2 separate regions of the Homo sapiens genome follow, and region 2 is linked to region 1. Evidence: chromatin loops called from intact Hi-C (ENCODE). Cell type or tissue: Caco-2. All regions are shown on one strand.

What was found. Hi-C counts contacts between places; a loop is a spot of excess contacts. Peaks named below come from ENCODE experiments on the same cell type or tissue, not always from the same donor. Only the 100,000 strongest peaks of a DNase experiment are listed, where the experiment ranks them.
Region 2: a loop joins it to region 1, with 2.8 times the contacts of the local background. A loop is called at or near these places in 2 of 110 quality-filtered maps.

The regions. Positions count from the first base shown.
Region 1 is chr1:216,822,922-216,826,921 of GRCh38, forward strand. It overlaps a transcript of ESRRG not described here. Among named protein-coding and RNA genes, the nearest start is that of ESRRG, 100 kb to the left of the region's middle. In Caco-2, no CTCF peak of the experiment used is centred here; no DNase peak of the experiment used is centred here.
Region 2 is chr1:217,347,956-217,351,955 of GRCh38, forward strand. No RefSeq gene overlaps it. Among named protein-coding and RNA genes, the nearest start is that of GPATCH2, 280 kb to the right of the region's middle. In Caco-2, no CTCF peak of the experiment used is centred here; a DNase peak (open chromatin) is centred at 1,529.

The DNA of each region.
Region 1 (4,000 bases):
CAAAAACAATGCTCCCATCTAATAGTTTTGCTTTGTTTTCTTTTTTAATTTTTATTGTTGAGATTGAAGATGAGTTTACCCAATTAGAAAAGGGAAAGAATGTCTTCGACTTGTAGCTTAGCCTTCCAGCTCTCCTATTTCCTCCCAAACTGAAAGGTATTTCAGAAAGCTATCCTGTGATGAGAACCTTCGACTAACATCTCGGTGCCGGATTTCATCTCAATATTCCCAATATCTGAAAGAATTTGCATGAGTCACAGACCCTTCCTAAGCTCCAAAGTCTTGAATCTGTAAGAGAAGGGAGTAAGACTGGATGCAAAGACCTCTTTCAACTCTAATAGATAATTATTTTACTATTTAATGTATTTACAATGATGAAATCAATTGATTGTTTTATACTGATAGCTAGAGAAAGAGGCCACAGTACTGTTGTATATAAGGTTGCATAAAATATTCTCAAGTGAAACTAATGGATTCTTTGTTTTGTTTTCTTTGTGTTTAGGAAGAAAATATCTGTGTTTCTTTGGAGATTGGTATTGCAGTGGTGTGGAGATGCTGGGTTTCATTCTTCCTTTGGAATTTCATAATCTTACTTTAGTTACTGCTTGGATATGGGTTTCCTTTTGGCACTAAAAGGAAAAACACAAGAGAAAACTCATTCTTTTTTAAAAATTTAAATCACTTAACTTTATTTCCATTTTCCTTTCTAGGCTGACAAACACATTGAATTCTAGCTTGTCTCAACTTTCAGGTTTTCTAATTCGACAGAACTGTTTATCTTCTCATTTCAGACTTAATAGAGCCACCCATTTCTGATAGGAATGCAAGCTTTCTTTACAAGATGCAAGGCATTAGACTAAAATAGTTTCTCAGGAAAATTTCAAAACTTCTACTGGCTCCTGGCCTATGATTTTATAACTTATAGTGCAGAAAGGATTAAAGCCATATTCACATCCTTAGCTACTGACTGACTGCCTTTCATTGCAATGAAAGGGAAGTCTGTTTTGTATATACCCTTCACAAAATGGACATGGCTGAGCTCTACAGTACTTGAGGGCAGGTTCCAACTACAATGCATTCTTCTTATTTATCTTTTTTTCTGATATAATCACCAGTAATGATGAAGCAAAGTCCAGAAAATCTGTAAAATGACTTTCTTTCCCCTACATTTCCTAGGGCCGCATTAGGGAGCAACGCCCAACATCTTTTCAAGTGTCTTGCTGTGTTTTAAGTTATTTTATTAGGCTGGGCACGGTGGCTCATGCCTGTAATCCCAGCACTTTGAGAGGCCGAGGCAGGCAGATCATTTGAGGTCAGGAGTTTGAGACCAGCCTGACCAACATGGTGAAACCCCATCTCTACTAAAATACAGACATTAGCCGGGCATGGTGGTGGGTGCCTGTAATCTCAGCTACTCAGAAGGCTAAGGCAGGAAAATCACTTGAACAGGGGAGGGGGAGGTTGTAGTGAGTGGAGATCGTGTCACTTCACTCCAGCCTGGGCTTCAGAGTGAGACTCCCTCTCAAAAAATAAAAATAATAATAATAAATAGTCATTTTAATTTTTTTTTTTTTTGCCTGTATTAGACAGAGTGTGAACTACGGAATGATAAAATGTAGTCTTAGGCACAGATCCTGCAGGGAATAGCTTTTGAAATTCTCCAACATACTAAGTTATAATTGGGTTTTAATGCATAAAATGGCTGAGCAATTTAAATGTTTAGAAAACAGTCTTTCCTAGAGTTTATGAAGTGGTAAGCCTATTTCTTATAATGATTAACTGTGAGTCATCCTTTCAAATACAAGCATCCATTAGCATATGCTCCTCACAAGAAATGCTGCAAGGCACTTGCCAGTTTACCAAACTAGTGTCTTATTATGGCAAATTTGTCGCAGATTTTTATCTGAGAAATGAAGATGGGAAGTAACGAACCATGAACCACATTGAGTTTGCTGTCTACCTGCCTTGCCTTACTAGGTGAAGAACAATGTTTTAAAAACATATAATCACTATCTGTCTGCATGTAGTCTTGCTTGGAGACAGAGAATTCACTACATCAGGAGGTCTGTAGTCTACAGAATGTGTCACAGTGACAGAGGCCTGTCCTTGAAGACTTGATCCATCTGCTTGTTTTTTACCAGAGCTTCCCTTTGCCATCAGTTTCTAGTCCCACACCATAAACATCATTTCAGTAATGGTGAGCCCTCTTCCCCTCTTCATGTCAAAGTATGCAGGAAATGCAGGCATCATTACCTCTACATGTCAATTGTGAAAGCTTCTGGGCCCAGAGACAAGTCCTTCTTCCACAACCTTCCTGCCCCTTAAGGAAATGTTTGAATAGAGAAATCATTGGCCTAAGCCTCAGAAGAACAGTGCTTGGAACTGAGCTCCATCACACATTGGTTATACAGCTGAATATTGCTTAAATGTCCTAATGAAAACAATACAATGTGGATACAGTAATAGGCAAATTGGGTTGTTGTAAGTGTCCGCTGGGATAAAGCAGGCAAAGATAAGGAGGTTTGCAAATGCAATATATCATCGTAAAAGAAATCAGCCCTTTGAATTTTTTTTTAGCAACAATTCAGAGGCTGAGAGAAGGAAGGCACAGCCAGAAAATCTGAGGTAGTGAGTTCTAAGTTATATTTAAATTAATATAACTTAAATGGAAGACGAATGGGAAAGAGAAATAAGTTAATAAATGCACAAGACAAATAAGTTTGATTCCTATGGATGCTAGAAGTGTATGTAGTGGTAAGCTGGGCAGCCTTGGGCTATGAACCAGTTGAGATTGCTTATGCTCTACAAAGCATTCTAGTCTGAGAAGAGCTGGAGGTCACATGATTCCTTAGCATTAGCATCCTAACAAGGTCCTTCTGGAAATGTAATGACAGGGAATCTTCAGCCCAGCACTACTGAAAGATACATAGTTGCAGGCAGATGGGCTTCCCATTCTGATTTATCCAGATTTAAACTAAATCTATTAGTTCTTCAGTGGCAAAAACCTCCCAACCAATGAAGTCCACGTATTGTCTGAGTTGACGGGTCAATCAATGTTGACTTTGTAGCATCAAGTTGGGAGTACAAACTCCCACTCAAGTTGCTTGTATTTTCTTTGCTAACAAAACTAGAGGAGCAGCAAAGTTTATCTAAAATTCTCATCTTCAAAGATGTAACGGACAGGCAGGTAGAGTTACTTTGAATTTAAACTAAGTTCTAATGATAAAGTGCTCAAGTCACTATGAACCAAGCAAATTGTTTAAGGACAAAAAAAAAAAAAAACACACACACACACCCATAGGGACATACGGACGGCATGCAATCAGTATGTCAATGCACATTAGATAAAGTTACAATCTAATATAATATATTTATCTGAACCGGTAAATAAATGGTATGATGAAATGTAGTATCAGGATCAAACGTACAGTGTAGAATAATGAGAGCTGGTACACCTACTGACCTTGAGCTTTGAGTGTTAGCTGCATGATCTGGGCTCACCAGCCATTATCAGCACAGTTTACAACCCAACTCAGAAGTCAAGATAGGTGATAAGCAGAGGTTACTGACAATAATGCTATTGTTAGAATACCATTATTAGATTATTACAATATTATTGAATATAATGAGAAATTGTTCTTATAAATATTTCTCAATTTATAAAACATTTCCTGGTTTAATTTCATCCCTATACTAATAAGCCTTGGAGGTGAATATCATTGACTCTATTTTTCAGATAAGGAAAGTGAGGGGTAAGGAATTGAATCTTTCTGAGTCCAAAAGTCTTTGTCTTAATTTTAGGCCATACTACACAAATTCCATTTTCAGATTTGATCCCAGAGTCTTTAGCTAGAATGACGTTAGTATTACTCTGGACTTTGGTTCAGAAAGGAATCTGAAATTGCTCCTTCACAGTTTTACACACTTTGGTTATAGAAGGGCTTGGTAAGCTCTGCAATAATCAGTTGATCACGTGAAGTGACCTTCAGTATCTACAATT
Region 2 (4,000 bases), 530 kb after region 1:
TTATTTTAGGTAATTATTATCTCAGCTGGGAATAACTCTTGGGCCAGAGTCTTTACACCCAGTTATCCTCAGCTGCTGTTTCAAAATCTTCTTGCTTTCAGTGTCGCACCTGAGAAGTCTGATGCTCATTTGATTATTCTTCTTTATCCTTTTTTAAGTAACTTGTTTGATTTAGAATATTTAAAATTTTCTCTTGGAGTCCAGGAACTTTACCACACATTAAACTTGTGCTTTATTATCAGTCTGCCTAGAATTTTATGAAAACTTTTAATATGCTGACCAAAGTATTTAATTCTTCTATTACATGCTTACATTTTCCCTCTTTTCATTTATTTGTTATTCCCTTTTCTGGAACACTTCTTATTTGTGCATTAGGGATCCTGGAACTACTCAATTTTAAACATTTAATTAGTATTTTTTTGAGGAAGCATTTTAATACTGTGACTAAGTCTTTTTTATATGTTTTTTGTTTATTTGGTTTTTGGTTTTGGGTTTTTTTTTTTTTTTTTTTTTTTTGTAGCCATTTAAGCTTCCGCCTGTCTCCTCTAAAGACTCTAGTTTATTTTCTGGGTGTTCTGCTTGTTTTCCCTTTTTCTTGCTACTGATCCTCTTAAATGAATTATATTTCCCTTTTCTTTTTCATGGTTCAATTCATCCTTGAGGGTCAGCTCTTGCTGCTGGGGTAGCTTAAGCATTTGCAAATCCATACAGGTTGGAGAAGCAGAAACCACTGCCCTGTGAGTTGGTGATATAACAGCCAGCAAGTAGCCAATTCCTTGTTGATAAATGGTTCCCCATTTCTCCAACTGCAGAAGTTCATGCTCTCCTAAGGTTTGGGGGTTGGGAGCACTAGCTAAATCTTTTAGCAATCCCTCAGTCCCTCTTACAGGAACACTCATGCAGCTCAGCACTGCCTCCCTTCTCTGGTCCATGGATTTCTACAGGCCAAGTATTCCCCAGGGGTAAAGAAATCTTGCCTCAGCTTTCACTACTGTCCAAGACCTGCCAGTTTGTGAACACCATGGGCTATTGATGATGTCTAGATTGGCATTGACCAGGGAGGGTAGACATATTGAGGATACTGTCTTCCCAGAATCACTCACATAAAATCCTTCTTAAATCAAACGAGGTTTTGCTACTATTGTTTACCCTGTAGCTATTAGTCATAGAAATCATTACAAGTGATGTTTCAGATGGCATTTAAAATGTCAGAAGCCCAGATCTGGGCCTGTATGTGCTAGGAATCCACTTCCCTCTCTATCTCTTTTCCACTTAACTTTGTGTATCTTTGACTATCTATCATCTTCAACTCATATTGTTTCATTTAAAGTATATACTACCTTTATAAATTATTAACTAATGCTAATATTTTCTTATTTGTTTTTTCACTAGGTTGGTCTCTGTAAGTCTCTGGGGATAACTCTTTAGAATATTTACTAATCTAGCTTCCTCATTCATTGTGAAAATCCAAACTTGGTGATTGCGTGCTATTTACGAAGGCATTAAGCATTCACACGGTCTGACCCCTAGCGTCCCTTTACTGCTTTCCATTGCCCCCGACCCAGGGAAGGATGGTTAATTTTTTTTTTAATGTGAAAGCACCTTTCTTAGGAGCCTCATGAACTATGGATGAAGAGCTACTCTCCCTTGGCTTTTTGCTGGTATAGAGCCACTGACTTGAACTATTTCTGAGAGTTGATTTAAAGCGTTGCCCTCCAGTCTAGTGGGAGGAAAATTCAGTTTGTGTGCTCATTTGGTTTGGGGACAAAAATCTGACAGCTCCGTCAAAGGTGTGAATATTTTGCTAGCAAGTAACCACCTCTGACAAGTTGGACTTCATCATCCTCTGCAGCCTTGAGTGAGAGTGAGGCCTGTGGTGAGAATGGAGATGAGGTAGAATTGGAGATGGAGCTTTCTGGCAGGCAGGGAGTTTGGGCATAGCCACAGCACATAAGTAAGTACACACACAAAGAGCTTCTGAGGCTGTGTATCATTCCAGAATTTGGATTTGGAATCTTTTCTTGTAGATTTATCAAAGAAATTCCAGTGTCAGATGCTTTTTCAACATAACCAGATTGACGCACTTAGTTTTACATGAAATCAATAGGCATACATTTTCCGAGGAAATATGCTGTGTACAGTTCAGATCAAATCACTGGAAAATACCAAGAAATACGTTGTATCCTCTTCACTCACAGGATCACACTGCCGAACAACATTTCAAGACAGGAGTTGGTCAAGGCACCAAGGAGTTGGTGAGAGGCGAATATGAATATTTTAGGAATTCAGAGACAGGAGAGATTAGCAAATTCTGGAGTAATTGAGAAAAAAACTATGAGGAAAATGTAGCTTGAGTTGAATCTTAAAATATGGATACATTTGGGTTCATGGAAAGGAAACATAATATTTATATAATAAAATCACAGAAGTGAAAATAAACATGGTGTGTATCATGCACAGTAAGGACATCCTTCTAATGCTGAGCTGACAGAAAAATGCACTAAAGAGTATTGTAATTTCCTCCTGTCAGAGTTAAAGAATCTTGAGATTAAAAAATTCCAAAGTACTACATGATATTTTGAAGAGCGCAGATCCTCGGTATTCTGGTGACTCAAAAGAGTAGGCAAATGGGGAAACTCATGCTGGGGTTTGGCTTGGTTGAGATGCTCGGGAGGTGAACTGTGAGGATGGGTATGAGGTCTGGAGTCCAAGGATGTGGTAGTCATTGGCATTGCTACAAAACAGCCCCAATTGTCTATGTTTATTTGTGCTTTATTTCCTCTCTTGGAAAGACACTTTTATGTGTTACCCTTTATATTATGTTTTAGCTGAATTTGACATTCTGTGACATTGGCTCTGTATGTTGGAACTTTCCATTGCACCAGTGTGAAGGGTAAGGGAGAAATATGCTGCAGAAAGGGAGCGAAGTTTGAGTGTGAGACAGCACAGGTTTAGAAATTAGTCTCAGAAATCAGATGCCAGCCTCTGTGTCCCTATTACCTGCTGGATAAAGGGTCCTTGGCATTCATTCATTTAATAGCAGATATTTTAGCACCTGCAATATCCTGGGCCCAGGGAAAAAGGCAACCAGATCCCATTTCTGCCCTCAGAGAACTTACAGGTCTTTAAAGTACCTAGTAGTCTCTGGAGTCACCAAATACAATTTGCCTTACAAAGATAAATCCTCCTTTCAGCATGTAGTCACTGTGTGGACATTTCCAGCTCTAAAGGTCTTATTTTCCTACAGGACAGGCTAATTTTTATATCAGTTTTGTAATAGTTGTAATTGTTAGAAAATTATTTCTTATATTAAAGTGAAATTGACCTCTTTAGAGTTGTTCTCAAATGAAACTGAGCACCATTCTCCATAAAACGTTTTAAAAACTGCAGATTACCAAGCCCCACCTAAGGCCCACTGAATCAGAATCAACAGGGAAGGAGCCCATAAATCTTAAACTTTAAGGTTATGATGATTCTGAGGTACAGCCAGGGTTAAGAACACATGATTCTGAGGTGTAGCCAGGGTTAAGAACCTCTATCATAATGTCTTCTTCTCATTCACTGTTTCTAGTTCTGTTCTCTGCAGTTAACATTCAAAGAAGGTGAATCCTTTTTACGCAATAGTCCTTCAAAGATTTGAAGACAACTCTCATGCTCTAACCTCCTCCTCTCCTGTTGTTACCTCTCCACAAGCTGAAGATCTCCACTTGCTTCATCGGTTCCTTATAAGATGTGAATTTCTGCACTCACCATCATCATCTTTCATTAAATGGCTTCCATCTTGTCAATGTTCTGTGGTGCCAATATGCATATAAAATCTAGATGTGGCTTGATTAAAGGAACCGTTGCTTCCCTTGATCTGATTGCTGTACTTCCATTAATGAGGCTTGTTTCTTGCAGCTATCTAGCTGTTTTCCGAGGCTATTAGCTCATTTAGAGTTTGGGTCTGTTAATCTCCTCCACCCATTTGTTGCACTCATGTCATTGCTCTTTTAATCTC